Regions from separate parts of the Homo sapiens genome. Here region 1 is linked to region 2. The links are chromatin loops, found by intact Hi-C in ENCODE. Cell type or tissue: ascending aorta. All regions are shown on one strand. Region 1 overlaps CENPP (centromere protein P). Region 2 overlaps CENPP (centromere protein P).

Region 1 (8,000 bases), 91 kb after region 2:
CCATGTCTAATTTTTAAAAATTTTTGTAGAAATGGGGTCTCACTATGTTGCCCAGACCGGTTAGTTTTTAAAAGACATAAATGCACAGATAAATAGGTAGGGCCAAGCCAAGCCCTGGAGTTCAAGGCCAGCCTAGGCAACATAGTAAGACCCTGTGTCAAAAAAAAAAAAAAAAAAAAAAAAAGAAAGAATAGAAAAATAGGTGGGAAGAAGGCAGCAATACAATATTGGAAGCTAGAAAGTGTGGTATTTGATTAAAACGAGAGAAAGCCTTGAGGAAGGCTGATGTGTTTTATAGAATTCCAATTTGCTCAGAAATGGGAGGCATCAAGTACATTGGAAAGTAGGGACAGGATGGAGAAGAGTTAGTCGGAAGTCCATACGGGAGGCAGAAAGGCTCTCCTACACCCCGACTTCTGTCCCCGCCATGACAGCAGCCATCTATTAATAAAAAAAACGATGATAAGAGCCAGAGAGGTTCTGGACTCTGGGCCCCACTGTGGCTTTTTTTTTATAACCTTCCTCTATAATACTTCCTCTAAGTATTTTTAATAAAAAATGAGGCATAGGAAGTTTCCTTTACTAGATCAGGGCTCTTCAAGGTTGAGACTTGGCTATATTCATGTCTAGCACTAGATTGGGAAAAAGTGAGCAAATTTTTAGGGGCAATTATGTTTCCCAACAAAAATGTTTTTTCTGCTACCATCAAAGTCAGTTGCCAGCACTGAATTATGCTGCTACAAATTGATTGTGATAAAACTTGACCTGTATACTGCAACTATATTTGAGCTTAGAGATGTTATCTAGTAGAATGTTTATAAGCTTAGGTTTTGGAATCTGTTTCCCTTAGGTTTTAATCAATTTACTAGTTGTGTAATCTTAAGCAAGTTATGTTAATTATTCTGAGCCTTAGTTTCATTAAAATGAGCAATATACCGCAGATTTCATATGACCACTGTGAGGATTGAATGAGCTATAGTGCAAGTCGACTGCACAGGGCCTGCAAGAATGAAGGGCTCCAAACGGGGTGGGGACAGGAGTGGGAGTGATTTGTCTTGTGAAAAAGAACCTGAAGACCTCAAGAACGCCTGCCAATCTCAGAATCTCCCTTATTCTGTGAAAAAGTTTAAATGGGATCATAACTTTAAATTATAATTAGTTTCAATGTTTTTAGACAGCATTACTTTGAGATTTATGAAATAATGAGAGTTTAAACCTTAATGATAAAATTTTCTGTGTATATCTGGAATATTACTTTCATTATCTGTTATAATTACATATGAATAATTACATAAAGAGAAAATTGTGGAATTATCTCTAAAGAGTTTCTAGTATTTACTGTTACATTGATATGTGTGTGTATATTTAGCTTCTTCATTATCATTTCTGACTATTTTAAAATAAACCAACTTGGCTCACATTTTCACATTAGTGGTCTAGGAGGGAAGTGAATTCCTTTTCAAAGCTTAAAATTACTACATGATTAACTTTCAGTGATAATCTTAAAAAAGAACTACTGCTAGGACTTACATTCCAATCTGAAGCATTCTCTGTTTTCTCTAGTAATCTTAATGGGAAGTCAGTTTTTTATGGGTACATTTGCCTTTAGAGTGATTGCAGGGTGCATGTTTCTAAGGTGTATAAATTACTGACTTTGCTTGAGTAATTTTCCCCTTTCCATTCTAAAGTGGGAAAGTATAGAAAAATCATATTTGTAACTTTTATTCATTTTTAGGATTCCCATATCCGTTTGTTCCTTCTTTTAGTTCCATTTTCTAGACAAAGTGTTTGTGGCCAAACGTTCACATCATGATCTCTCCCAGCACCAATTCTGATTTCCCAAAAAGTGCTAAGGTTTGTTTTCAAACTGGTTTGAGGTGTTCTTTGGGGGTGTGGGTTTTGTGAGTCACAGGGCTCCTCTCTGTCTGGGCTGGCCAAGGGCAGGGGCCAGCTCTCACCCCCCACTGCCATGGGTCCCTCTGAGAAGGAGTGAAGGAGGGGAGAAGGTGGGCATGTGAGGGCGAGTTGGCCTCATCCCCACAACCCCAGCACAGTAGTCCTTGCTCCTCTGAGCTTTCTATAATCACCCTAGCAAAGGGACAGTGATTTCCAGTGAGAAAACCCTCCACAGAGTATCGGGAGTAGTGGGAATCTACTAGAGGATGTGTCAGGAGGGAGAAATTACATGGGGAAATAACTTGTCTTCATTTTCTCTGGGGTTGTGATGTGACATCACATGGGCAGAGGCAGCACTGGGTCTCACCCTGCACTGTGTGCACAAGGGTCCAGTTGGAACAAGGTCAGGAGGCAGGGCATCTCACTGGCCTGTCCACATGGCCAGCTCGGAACACACTGTTTCCTGTCTCCTGAGACAGAAATTTGTATGAGAAGCAAAGATTACAAAGATTACAGATAAATGAAATTTAAATATTCAGTTATAAAACAAATAACTGAAGGGGTTTTTTTTTTTTTTGAGGAATTTTTCCAGCTTAACAGAATTAAAATGAACTATGATGAAACATGGCAAAAACTACAAGGAGGCCAGGCGCAGTGGCTCACACCTGTAATCCCAGCACTTTGGCAGGCCGAGGCAGGTGCATCACTTGAGCTCAGGAGTTCGAGATCAGCCTGGCCAAAATAGTGAAACCCCATCTCTACTAAAAATTAGCCAGGCATTGTGGTATGCACCTGTAATCCCAGCTACTAGGGAGGCTGAGGCAGGAGAATCACTGGAACCCCAGAGGCGGAGGTTGCAGTGAACTGAGATCGCACCACTGCACTCCAGCCTGGGATGGAGTGAATTCCACACCCAGAGTAAGACTCTGTGTCAAAAAAAAAAAGGAAGTGGAAATATGGTTGAGAATAAAGGGATTTCTGTTGGAATTTCATCCCTAGGGGTTTGAAAACCATTTTACTATTCAGAAGCACAGAAATGGCCCAAACCAGGCCCTGAAAGGAGCCCAGGAAACAAAAAGGGTGAAAAGAAAAAGAAAAAAGTCCATCTTAGGCTTAGGGGCTAAGGTCACACAGGACAGACCTCCCCGTCCGACACCAGCCCCTGGCTAGACTATCACTGTGCCATACGGGAGGGATTGTGTGGTCAGTAGTTTTTGTTTTGTTTTGTTTGTTTTTGTTTTTGTTTTTGTTTGAGACAGAGTATCCCTCTGTCACCCAGGCTGGAATGCAGTGGTGCGATCTCGGCTCACTGCAACCTCTGCCTTCCAGGGTCAAGTGATTCTCCTACCTCAACCTCCTGAATAGCTGGGACTACAGGCTCCCACCACCACGCCTGGCTAATTTTTGTATTTTTAGTACAGACGGGGTTTCACCATGTTGGCCAGGCTGGTCTTGAACTCCTGACCTGACGTGGTCCACCTGCCTCGGCCTCCCAGAGTGCTGGGATTACAGGCGTGAGCCACTGCGCCTGGCCCAGTGGTTGTTTTTTTAATCTGCTTTCCTCCTGTTTCTCAGAGTCACTTCCCAAGAGAAAGCACTATTAAAAGTATGGTGTAGCTCCCACTAGATGTTTCTCCATTTACGAGACATGGTCAGATTACTTTCCCCCTAGGCTGTGGCCTCCTCCAGCCTCTCTTTTGGTTTATCTGTGTCTCATGAACATCCAAACTGCCTGGAGCTCCACAGGCTTCCCTGGGGGACCAGTGGGACCCACCTCCCCTGGTCTTTCCTGGTCCGTGTCTTCTGCAAAGGGCCAAGGAGTAACTGTTTTAAGCTTTGCAGCCATGTAGTCTGCTCAGTCACTAAGTTCAGCACAAAAGCAGCCACAGACTGTATATACCTAAGTGAGGGTGGCTGTGTGCCAATCAAACTTTATTACAGACACTGAAGTCTGAAGTTTGCATTTAATGTAATTTTCACATGTCACGAAATCTTTGGAGTTCTTTTCAACCATGTTTAGCTTGAGGTTCCATACAAGAACAGAAGGGCGTGGGATCTGGCTTCTGGCCTGTCATTTGCTGTCTCCTGCCCTGGCTCTCTTCCTGTCCATACAGGCCCATTATTCATGCTTGCATTTGCTGTTTGTTTATTAAAATTCCCCAGCTCTTCGTTTTAAAAATGCCATTGGGATATATTTCCAGTAGAGTGGGTCTCTTTCAACTCTGGGTTTCCCTGGTTCTTCCCAAGTCTGTACAAACAAGAAAAGTTGGGTCAAGGGAGGATGGAGGCTCCCAGCTGGTCTGTTCTGCAAAGGTCTGGAGATGAGGTAAGTGCTGAGGGCTGGGCCACCCCACTGGGGCTGGGGCACATGGAGAATGTTTGGCACAAGCCCTTGCGAGGGTTCTGGGGCATCAGTCACTACCAGAAAGACAGCGCAAGTCATGCCCTGGTCGGCCATCCCTTCTGGTGGGGGTTGTGTTTTTGCTCCTGTGGCAAAGTGCTGCAATGACATTCCAGCTCTCCCAGGTTTATGCCCCACCATGGGTTTGGAATAGAGAGGCTTTTCTGGTTGTTTGTTTTACTAAGCAACATTTAGGACACATTTTTTAACTCCCTGTGGACAAGCAATCCTTCTAACAGAGCTCCTCAGCTGTTCCCAGTTATTTTTGTGGATGGTCTTGTGGATGGTGCAGGTCCCCTGAGGGGTCCTTCCTGGACACCCATGTTCATCCACTGAGGGCGACTGATCTCTGACTTCCGTCCCCACACAGGGTCAGACAAGTGGGTCTGATGCCTCCTGAGCCAGCAAGTTGCTGTGCTCCCTTGTTTTTTACCAACCAGACGACTCTTAGGGGCAGACGTGTGTGTCGCTAGGTCTGTGTTTGCGTGTCCGAGCCTCAGGACCACGTCCAGGAAAGTTAGGCTAATATGGTTTACAGGAGGCAATTCAGCAGCATAGCCACTGCATTCCTTTCTGCTTGTATCACTACATGGACGTATTTACTTCAAAAACACAAATAGAGTCTAGAAAAACTGGTTAAAAATCCACACAATTAGACTTGGAGATACAGTCTTTCCATCCTGTATGTAATCAAAAGATTTAAAAGTCAGGCACCTTTTGTCCAGCCTTGTAGCCTGGGGATTTCTGTTAACATTTCAGTCGGACGCTGTGTCAGTGAGGGACTCTCTTCTGCTAGGTGTGCCAATCAGGAAATTTCCAAAGGGAGCTTCTGGTGCTGCCGGCGGTTAGTTGTTACTTCAAATGATTGTGATGATACAAAGTGCTCGAATATCCAGTCCTTTCCATGTTAGAGCTCTTGAGAATCTGAAAACCCCATCTCGCCTCCCCCGTGGGGGTACCAGCCCTCATTTAAACGCCACGCTGTGACCAAAAGGACAGAGGTGCCTGGCCTGGTATTAGGCCCGGGAAAGTCTCAGTGTCAGATAAATGACTGCGTTGTGTCAGCTCCATGTCACGCTCCATGTGCCCACAGAGGAGTGGGCTGGGAGGGGACAGCAGGCACTCTTGGGAGACTGTAAATCGGCTGATCAAACAAGGGGATACACTGAGGGTGAAGGGACACAGTCTCTCCCCAACAGCAAAGCGACTGACAGATGTCAAAAGAGCTAGACTGAGGTGTCTGGGAGAGCTCGTGCCTGCGTGTTTTGAATATGGGTGTGCACAGACAGGGGTGGAAGTGGCTGCAAGTGGCTCATGCACCTGCACACACCAGTGTGTCCTTCCTAGCTCTTTCCACTGACAGGCCCTAGAAGTAATGAAGCTCCAGGAGCAACGAGCCCAGGTCCTGGTTTGTAAATACTGTCAGCTCCTTTGATTCTAGAGCTGGGCAGGGAAGTACAAAATGAGCCTAGAACAGCTGATGATGCCAGAGAGTAGGAAGACCTCAAAGAATGGTGGGGCTGTGTCAGAAGAACCAGGAGCAGTTTACAGGAGCTCATACTGGCCAGACCTGGGGGCTTGAGCATCACGACCAATAGTGATCTTAAACAGGTTACAGCCTATGGAATAAACAAGTGACTGAGTGGATACTGATACAAATGAATAAGGGAAAAGGAGAAGCTCTTTCTGCTGGTAGAAAGCCAACAGATGCGGGAGGAATGATGGAAACGGAAAGCCACCTTTTGGGACCCTCACTGTCGTTGGTGTTGCCATGAGCCATCATAGGGTCTCAGACTCAGGAGTGGACAGTGGTCTCAGGACATCCCATGGAGCACAGTGGTGGGGCCGCGTCTGAGGCACACAGGCAGCATTTCCATGGGGCTCCAAACCTGGCATCAACTCAGCATGGATATGCAGCGTTAGGCCCAGATTCAGCAATCTGTGGTGCCAGCAGCTGCACCCAGGCTGTCAAGACCAGCCATGCTGGGGCCTGAGGGGACAAGGAAGGAGAGACGCAGTTGGGACAGCTGGGGACATCTGAAGGGGCACGTTCTGGTTTGGAGAAGTATGTTTTGGTCACATAGGAGATCTGCTCAATTGGGGAAAAACCCTGTGTGTGTCCAGGGGCGAGGGGTACCATGTCTCAGCATGGCGCAACACAGAGGGAGGTGACAGGCGGTGTGAACAGGCGGCAGCTTCTCATTCTCCTCGTATACTGTTTCTGTAAATTCAAAATTACATTCAAATTAAACTTTTTTTTTTTTTGGCGCAATTTCGGCTCACTGCAACCTCTGACTCCCTGGTTCAAGTGATTCTCCTGCCTCAACCTCCCGAGTAGCTGGGATTACAGATGGGCGCCACCACGCCCAGCTAATTTTTGTATTTTTAGTAGAGAAGGGGTTTCACCATGTTGGATAGGGTGGTCTCGATCTCTTGACCTCGTGATCCGCTCGCCTTGGCCTCCCAAAGTGCTGGGATTACAGGCATAAGCCACCACACCCAGCCTCAAATTAAACTGTAAAAACACGACTGAGGCTCAGAGAGTTTAAAAGGGATTTCTCAAAGTCATATAGCCAATCAACAGCTAAGTGGGCTGAGGTGGGACAAAGGCCCCTTGTCCCAGGCAGGGCAGTTGTGCAGGCCCCAGGGCCCCGGCAGTACCTGTTCACTCGGTAATGGTTTGATTGTCTAACACACATAAGATCATACGCATGGTAATGTGTGAAGAACCTAGACCAGTGTCTGGCACAGAGGTGCCTTTGTATTTGTCAGTTTTCTTTCTGAAATGAGGGCAGATCATTGTTCTTCCCAGTGCTCCTGCTGTAGGCATTTCTAAACCTTTCTGAAGTTTATCATACTTCTCTCAGAAGTCTTGTGCGTGGAGAGCAGGGGTGTGGTGGTACACTCACCAAGACACCCACAGTGCCAAGTCCAACAGACATGTCTCTGCTACTTTCACCAGATGCTGCAGGAGCTGTTGCCCACTCCCTCCTCAGCGATCCCTGTGCACTTCCCCACCTTCCTGCCTACACTCAGCTCTGATCACCCCCGACACACCTCTCCTGCCTTACCTCACAAAAAGTACCTCATCTGCACCCCTGCCCTGGAGGTCAGAAACTCTCCACACCCCACATCCAGCAAGCCCTGATGCCACACCCCCAGAGCACATCCACGTCACTCCAGTGTCACTCAGCCATGGTCCCCCTGCTTTCTCCCACATCTTGCCCACCTCCCCAGTCCACTCTCCATGCAGCAATCAGTGTGATCCTTTCCAAATGACATCAGGTGGGGTTCTGGGGACCAGTCTGTGTGTTCTGGCCCTGCCCTGCTCCGAACTTCATCCTTGCCCTTCTCCCCACCACCAGCAGGTGGTAATGGGGCTGATGTGCATTCTTAAAGAATCACTTGCTGCTCCCAGTTTTGGCGCTCTTACTAATGATCGTTTGCATGCAGTTTTTTTGTATGGACATGTTTTCCTTTCTCTTGGGTAAATATGTAGGAGAGGGATTGCTGGATCACGTAGTAAGTGTGTTCAATGTGGTAAGAAGCTGCCAAACTTATCCAATTCCTAGCAGCAGTGTATGTTAGTTCCAGTTGTTCCACATCTTCACCAGAACTTAGTATTGTTCTCTTTTTTATTTTAGCCATTCTGATGGGTATGTTGTGGCATCACCGTGTGGTTTTAATTTGCAATTCCCTAATG
Region 2 (8,000 bases):
TACTGGCGTGAGCCACTGCACGGTCCACCTCAGTGTTTTTAACGCAGGAAATGAGGGGTGTTGACATTCATCAGCCAAAGACCCCCAGGAGCACATCCTGCAGCAAGGAGACCACACATCTGGGGACCTGTGGGGCATCTCTAGAGGATAATGAAGCAAGGCTGGGGTTTGGGGCCTGGAGTTAGTCACAGGACAGTTTTGGTAGGAACTGGGTGAAAACTTGTAAGCTACAGAGTTGCTGAAACAGTCAGAGGCCTTCTTTGTACAACACTTGTATCCATGCAAGTTACTGTTAGGTCAGAGTGTCTGTGGTTTTGCCTGGAATTTGTGAGTGGACACTCTGTTACGGTTAATACCTGTTTGAGCTTCTGTGATAAGCGTCACATTTCTAGATTGGGGCAGTTTACACTGTCTTGAGAGTCAGAGTACCTCATGGAAGTTGTGGTTTCATTTAAATTCTCAATTCATTTCTCCCATTTCCCCCAAGAGCTATCAGAAGTACCATTTTTCACTGTATCAGGTGTCTCTACTAGTAATTATAATTTCGATTCAGAATTTTGTATTGCTTGAAGAAAAAACAATGCTTAAATTACAGGAAATTCTGTATACAGCATGAAACTAGAGTTTAATTTACATCACAATAGTCTTAAAATATATTTTGTTGTAGTGTACCATATTTCAAATATAATACATTTAAAACACTAAAAAAATATATTGTTACCTCAATAGAACCAGGAAGACCCTGCGGTATAATTCTAAATTTATTTTTTCCCAGACGCAAGTAGGCTAGGCTCTTCAAAGGTTTGAAAGCTAAAGGATTGACATTGGCTTCACTGAGATTGTTTCCTTCCAATTCTAAGGTGACCAACTGATTTAAGTCTATAAAAAATAAAAGTATTAGAATATTAGGATAATTGAAAAACCATGCAAATTTTTGTAGCCTTTTGAAATGTCATGTGAAATGGCCGGTTTATTTGGAGGGCAAATACAGTTTTTTTTAAACCTTTGTATCCTCCTATAAAACCTTTTCTTAAGTACTTTGTACATCCCAGATGCTCAATTCAACCAGAACTAAATGCATGGTCCAGTAGTGAGGCAGACCTGAAAAAAATCATTGAAATGCTAGGTGCTAACAATATGTGTAAGGAACAGAAGCAAGAGAGAAGAGAGGGAGGGAGATAGGAAAGAGAGGCAGAGGAGTTTCCATAGAAATTGTGGTGGCTGAACAGGGATTTGGAATTCAGGTAGGAAAGGAATAGAAAGTTGTGGACAGTCATTGGAAACATTGCAAAGACATAGATGTATGAAGTGGCAGCATAATAGGCAATGGGGTGGGTAGAAGTTTAATGCAATGAATGATTTCTTTTTCTAGGACACAGAAAAGAACACTTTCCCTGGCTCACCCTCAGTCTCTGAACAAGGGAGTCAGAAGTAAACCAGAACAGTGAATTCCCATCATAGTTACTCACTTGTTGGCACAGAGTGCAGCCAAATGGAAGCTTTGAAAGAATGATGATCAAAAATTCTCCATGCATTCAGATTGAACTAGCAAGAAAGGCCTTTATACAAACAAATTTTTTCTACTTTGTTTCTACTAGTCTCAGGAGTGGTATGATCCAGGTCAAATGGAAGTTCTGTGCTGCAAAATGGACAGCTCAGCAATGATAATACCCAAAGGCATCTGAGTCAGAGGCTCAGGGTGTGGCCAAAATTCCCAGATTAGGGGATGTTTTCTATTCAACCCCCTTCATGGGCATTGCACCGAATGCCATGTGGGACTCCGTTCTGCTCTTAGGCAACAGCAAAGACGGTTGCATCAGGAATAGAAATAATAAATGCTGGAAGATTAAAAGAAGAAAAAGCAGTGTAGATGTGAGTGGTATGAAAGTGCCAGGCTCCTACAGACAGAAAGATTTAGATAGAAGTAGGAGGAACTTCCAAGCTGAAATAGCCAGCTGAGCACATGTAGGTGAAAGACCATGTGGGTTTGCTCAGGGAGAGAGGAGACTAGCCCTGGAGTGGCTGTGCACAGTGGAGTGAAGGTTGGTGCTCAGAGAGAAGTACACTGGGAGGGCCTTTTTTTACATTTTTTAAATTTTATTTTATTTTATTTAGAGACAGAGTCTTGCTCTGTCACCCAGGCTGGAGTGCAATAGCGTGGTCTTGGCTCACTGCAACCTCCGCCTCCCGGGTTCAAGCAATTCTCCTGCCTCAGCCTCCCGAGTATCTGGCATTGCAGGCCCCCACCACCACACTCAGCTAATTCTGGGAGGGCCTTTGCACCCTGGACAACAACGTCTGGCTCTCATTCTCTAGGCAGCAAGATGGGGATGGCAGGACAAGGGCCACATTTTACAAAGGTTAACCTGGTGGTGGTGCTCAGGATTAATGGAAGTGCTGAGCAACAGGAAGTAGCCAGGCCAGCCAGTAAATTGGGATAAGTGGTTATATTTCCTCATATTCTCTTTCATTTCCAAAACTAAAGGTACTGAGAATCTGACATCTTTCTCTAGTACATAGGTGAAGTTTTGAAATGCAGTGGAAGTTTTTCATTGAAAAATAGATAACAGAAATGAACTAGTGGCCATTACATGACTGAGAGAAAAAGAGAGAAACAGTGCAAATTCAGGACACTGTGTTTTCTTTTGCAATTATTCTCTGGTATATATAGGAAATAGGAGGTAACAGGAAATAGGATGGAGCTAGAGAACGTTTCTTGTAGGTGAGACTTGAGGTGGATGTTGAAAGGATTCATGGACAGGAAACAGGAAGTCTTCCATGGTGGGTGGTACCATGACAGGCTGTGGACATGGCAGGTGCCTCGATGTTCCTGGCAGGCAGCATCACATGGTCATCCACTAGAGCAGCCTCCAGGGCTCCTGATTTAGTTGTTTCAGTCATTAGTGACAACAAAAATGCTTTTAAAGCGTGCCTGGTTTTCCTCAGCTGTCCCTCCCTCCACCTTTCACACCTCTCTCTCAATTGTAAGTCCTTCCCTTTCTCCATAACACGTGTGCACATCTCAGGTGGACTCTGCTCCTCCTGCAGGTAAATTCCCTGCCCTTCAGCAAGGTGTGTGCAGCCCCTTGTGCTGCTCTTTGCTTGCCTTTCACCTTCACCGTGCCTGCTTGCAGCTCCCACAGTATCCCAAATTGTCTCATTTATTTGCATCTTTGTGCTGTTTTCTCTCCCTGGAGTGCCCTCCTTCCCCCTCTCTGGAGCTATAATCTGAAAGGTCATGAGTGAGGAGCCACCCCAAGAGAGATGACGGGAGAGCAGTGGGCCACCTGCTTCCACACAGAAGCAGGGTGCCCTCACAGCACTCCTGGCAGCCAGCCTGACCATCCACAGCATCAGGACTCCCAGCCAGGGGGAGCCCAGCACCCGAGGGGCCAGTACTGCAGTAGCTCTTAGAACTCAGCCCACCCAGGGAGTGCAGCCGGGGGTATCTGAGCCGGAGGACAGAAGCACTGCCGGCATGGGGCCGAGGCTCCTCGGGTGCTCGGACTGTGGAGAAAGGTGGGCTAAGAAAGGCAGGCAGACAGCCCGTTCACCCTGGCTTCCTGTCAACACTCTGGGAATCTAGAAGCATTTGTGAGTGAGGGAGGAGAAGAGTACTCTGGAAGGCAGTTCCAGGGGTGTGTGAAAGCACGTTCACAATCAGGAGTGCATGTTTTATAACATCTCATTTTGATAACCCAACTAAAAGTGTGACTGACTTATAGTTCATATACAGCCTGTTAGTACAGTTGTTCTAAATTGCTGACACCCTTTGGTCTTCAGCAGTTAGAAACTGAATTTTCTAATGTCTTTCCCATTTGGCAGTCTGCATCAAAATTTGTGTTTATTAATGTTTTTCTGTGTGTCCTGAAATCCATCTGGAAATTGAGTATTTCCATAACTAATCCTCAGATTTGGCAATTCTCATTATTATTGTTCTTTTCTCAATACCAGAAGTGTTTTGTTCCTGTGAAGTTTTTTGGGAGCTACAGGAAATAATTGAATTGTTTTATTCCTTTAAAGGCTTTGTTTAATAAATAACATAATAAATAAAAACATAATATGTTTCAAAGCAAGGAAACAGACAGTGTTGAGCACTGTACCTCAAGAGCTATGCTAGACTATTAGGAAGATAAAAAGAAAAGGTAGGCAGTCCTTGTCTCAAAAAAGTACACAGTACAATCAAAGGCATTAGCTAGAATTCATGAAAAGTAAAATGTGATAAAGCCTCTTCTATACAGAGTCACAATATGACAACTTCAGCTGTCTAGCACAGTCCCGAAACAAGCAGAAGAGGGGCCATTTCCAGCAATGTCGAGTGCACAGAACATGGGGCACGCTCACTAAAGGCTGTCAGAAAGCTAGGCCATGGTGGGAGCCTTGCATCCACATGCCGTGGGGTGTGGAGTTAGCAGGACTTCAGTGACATATGAGTACAGAAGTTCCAGCCCAAGCCCTCTCAGGCAGAAAATTGCCAAAGTCAAAGTTAATACCATGAAGAGCATGTGCTTTCTTTGTAGGACAGCATCTCAGCCGCATATGCAGTGCCCATTTATTCATATTCCATGCATAATTCCCATGTGCTTAGTTTTGTTTTTAGGTTCCAACACATGATAAATGAAAATAGCAAGGTGTATGGAGGCAGCAAGAGTTGTGGGTGGGGTCTGTTGACCATCAGAGTGATAAAGGAGATCCAATCAACAAACATGGCACTGGTTAGTCGCTACAAAGAACCGACAAAATTGTCGATCCATAACACAAAACACATGGCAGTGCAGGGAATATTTAGCGTAATTCTTCAGATATTTTGGATTTGTAGTAAATTTATTGCCTTGTGAATAATAAGAACCTGGAATCATTGAGAAACAATGTTATTCATGGGTAAGGTACAAAGACAATAGGCAGTTTAAAATTCATTTTACGTTTTACCAGTCAATAGTTAAAAGAAGTTTTATCAACTCAAATGGTTAAGTGACCTAAAAATATTTACTATTTATTCATTTGGCAATACAGTAAATAAAATTTCTACAGGACTATATAGGAAAGATTATAAGGAAGCATATCATTGAAAAACAAATATTAAATACCTGATAAACTTTCTTCATCGATAGCCTGAAGATTGTTCTCATTGACTTTAAGTTCTTCTAATGTAGATGGCAATTGTGAAGGAATCTGTATCAAATTATTTCCATCCATATTCAAACGCATTAACTTCTTCAGAAGCTTAAAAAGCAAATCTCAAAGTTACTTTTTTATCTAGTCACAGCTGTGCAGTCACATTTCATATAATGGTCGTGACTAAAAGTCTCACAAACCTATCCTTCCTTAGGCTTAGACAGTAATGTCCAGGCCACACAGCAAACCCCTTATTCCCCCTGCCAGGTTGATATTGATCCTGGTAATAGCATTGATTCTCAGGGATTTTCAGCAGACTACATTTGATTATTTTGTAGCTTACTCACCACGTTTATATTGCAGCTTTAGAAAGTGAGAGAAAGCTGCCATAACTACTGGATTGGTCATTCTTGCTAGATCTTAGGTTTCCACCTTTACAGCAATAGACAGAAATTTTATGAAATCATGCAGTAATCTGAAGCTGTCATGGATGCTAACAATTAAGATAGCAATCAATCCTTTAAACATACTTGTAAACCTCAGTTTTTTATCTACTCCAGAAAGGTCATAAAATAACACTAATTACTGTGGAAATTTTTCAAAACCAAGGACTACAGATATCACAAGCCATTCCAATATGGCATCCAGTTGACTGTCTGGAAAAGTGTCTTTTTCACATTTGTAGTTGTGTGTTCATTGGTCAAACCTAGCCTGTACCCCCACAAGTGGGGACCTGTGGTTGGGTAGGTTTTAGTAAAGTCCCATGGAATGATTCACTTCTCCAGTGATCATATTCAAATTTCAACAGTTTCGGAATGGGACAGAGAATTCCAAAGCAAGAAAAGGAGGTAATCTCTTACAAATTTTTCTCTTGGACAAATAGGAAAAGGACCCCCTAATGCTAGCCATTTTCTAGAAGAAGGATGGATAGCATGAAGTAGATCTAGGGTGTGAATGTAGAACCCTTTTATCTGCCAGACTCCAGATAAGAAACAGGAAATGAGAATAGAAGAGACCAGTGATTTGTCTGAAGAGTGGGTGGAAGACCCAGAAGACTGCCCAAGGGAGTAACAGTTTCACTTAGTGGAATATAGTGTGCTTTATTTTTGGCTTTTCAAACATACACATTTATGAGTTTTTGTTTACAAACATAAACCCCTTTTCTCTTGGCTCTGAAATTCCTTGAATTCTCTCTTCTTTTCTCCTTTTTGTTGTTTGAGACAGGGTCTTCCTCTGTCGCCCAGGCTGGAGTGCAATGGCGCGATCTCGGCTCACTGCAACCTCCGCCTCCCGAATTCAAGCGATTCTCCTGCCTCAGCCTCCCGAGTAGCTGGGACTACAGGTGCATGCCACCACGCTCGGCTAATTTTTTGTATTTTTAGTAGAGACGGGGTTTCACCATGTTGGCCAGGCTGGTCTCAAACTCCTGACCTCATGATCCGCCCATCTTGGCCTCCCAAAGTGCCGGGATTACAGGCATGAGCCACTGTGCCTGGCCTGTTTTTTTTTTTTTTTAAATATATAATTAGTCCAATCTGTATCTTTCAAAGGTTTACTCTGTGCTGTTTCCTGTTCTCTCTCTTTCCCTCTTCTTCCCCAAGCTATCCCTAATTTTTATATGAGCCTATTTGTTTTTCCAGAACCCCCTTCTGCCAAAGTATCCTCCATCAGGTTTTGTTGATTGCACACACAAAAAAAGGAAGCAGTGTCTTGCTGGCCTGAAAAATGTTAACAGAGGTTCCAGATAGGCTCAATTTGTTTCCAGAAAATACTTCAGATGCTAAAAGACCAGATTTTAGCATGTTTTCAGTTACTTGGGAAGAAACTACTCCATAAATTAAAATCATTACTTTTGTCACTGATGCTATTGTTGGTGTCCTTACAGCAAAGCTAAAAGTATGTAAAATAGTAAACTATATTCAAGGGAAAACTTGAATTCAAATTAGGGACATCAGAGAGGAAACTTTCTTAGAAGAAGACTACCAATTAGAAGCATTTTCCTTTTCCTCCCTTCCCCATCTCCAACCAATGCAAGTCATAGTGAAGCCATTCATCCAAATAGACAAATCAGAGCATGTATTTACCTTGAATGCTTTTGGACCTATGCCTGAAGAAGTGATATTATTTTTACTCAGATCAAGCCTTTCCAAATTTGGTAATCCATTAAATGCTTCATCTGGGATGGAGGCGATGGAATTGCCTAGGACACACAGCGGTTATGTTTTAGGCATGTGTGCATATACATACATGTACACACATGTATGGGCATGTGTGCATAGATATCAAGAGAGAGCTTTGTCTGGAGGAGAAAGCAATACTCAGAACAAGGACAGAATATATATTATATAACCAAAGCATGTTCAGAAAAGTAACAAGCTGGAAATAGATGGTTTAACATAGTTGACATTTTCTCTCTAAGGATTCATCAAGCTGTAAATATATCATGGTTTAGATGAAGGTGCTTAACACAGCCAGAATGTGGTCTGCTGGAGAGTACTGGTAACATTGTACATTTACAACAAAGGTGTGGAAGGTTACACAGAAACTGATTTTTATTCTTCATATTTTCCCATAGCCATTTTCCTGGACTAGAAACATGCCTCTGTTTTTGTCCATGAATGCTCATGCCAATCACTCACCTCCTCTGAGCCTGTCTCCATCTCTGCATAAGAAGCTTGGGGAGATCATCTCCCAGACTCTCTCAGATCTAATGTTATGCCTCTACGGCTTCAATCTACAAAGGTTCCTGTATGCTTTAATTTTATAGGTTTTTGTTTTAACATTTAGTTAAGTTCAGTAGTCAATTTTTAAACCCGGAAAGTGAGCATACCAGTAGTACATACCATAAAAGCCACGTGGTGACCTTCTTATAAAACCATAACAGT

What was found. A loop is a pair of places that touch in the nucleus more often than their neighbours do. Peaks named below come from ENCODE experiments on the same cell type or tissue, not always from the same donor. Only the 100,000 strongest peaks of a DNase experiment are listed, where the experiment ranks them.
Region 1: a loop joins it to region 2, with 2.0 times the contacts of the local background. A loop is called at or near these places in 12 of 110 quality-filtered maps.

What each region holds. Positions count from the first base shown.
Region 1 is chr9:92,596,287-92,604,286 of GRCh38, forward strand. All of the region lies in intron 5 of CENPP (centromere protein P), which reads left to right. Among named protein-coding and RNA genes, the nearest start is that of ECM2, 64 kb to the left of the region's middle. In ascending aorta, no CTCF peak of the experiment used is centred here; a DNase peak (open chromatin) is centred at 4,764; H3K4me3 peaks cover 658 bases; H3K27ac peaks cover 4,630 bases.
Region 2 is chr9:92,504,812-92,512,811 of GRCh38, forward strand. All of the region lies in intron 5 of CENPP (centromere protein P), which reads left to right. ECM2 (extracellular matrix protein 2) reads right to left here. Exons shown (of 10, transcript NM_001393.4): 5 at 7,200-7,315; 6 at 5,088-5,223; 7 at 722-879. Among named protein-coding and RNA genes, the nearest start is that of MIR4670, 19 kb to the right of the region's middle. In ascending aorta, a CTCF peak has its summit at 3,389; a DNase peak (open chromatin) is centred at 1,720; H3K27ac peaks cover 6,162 bases.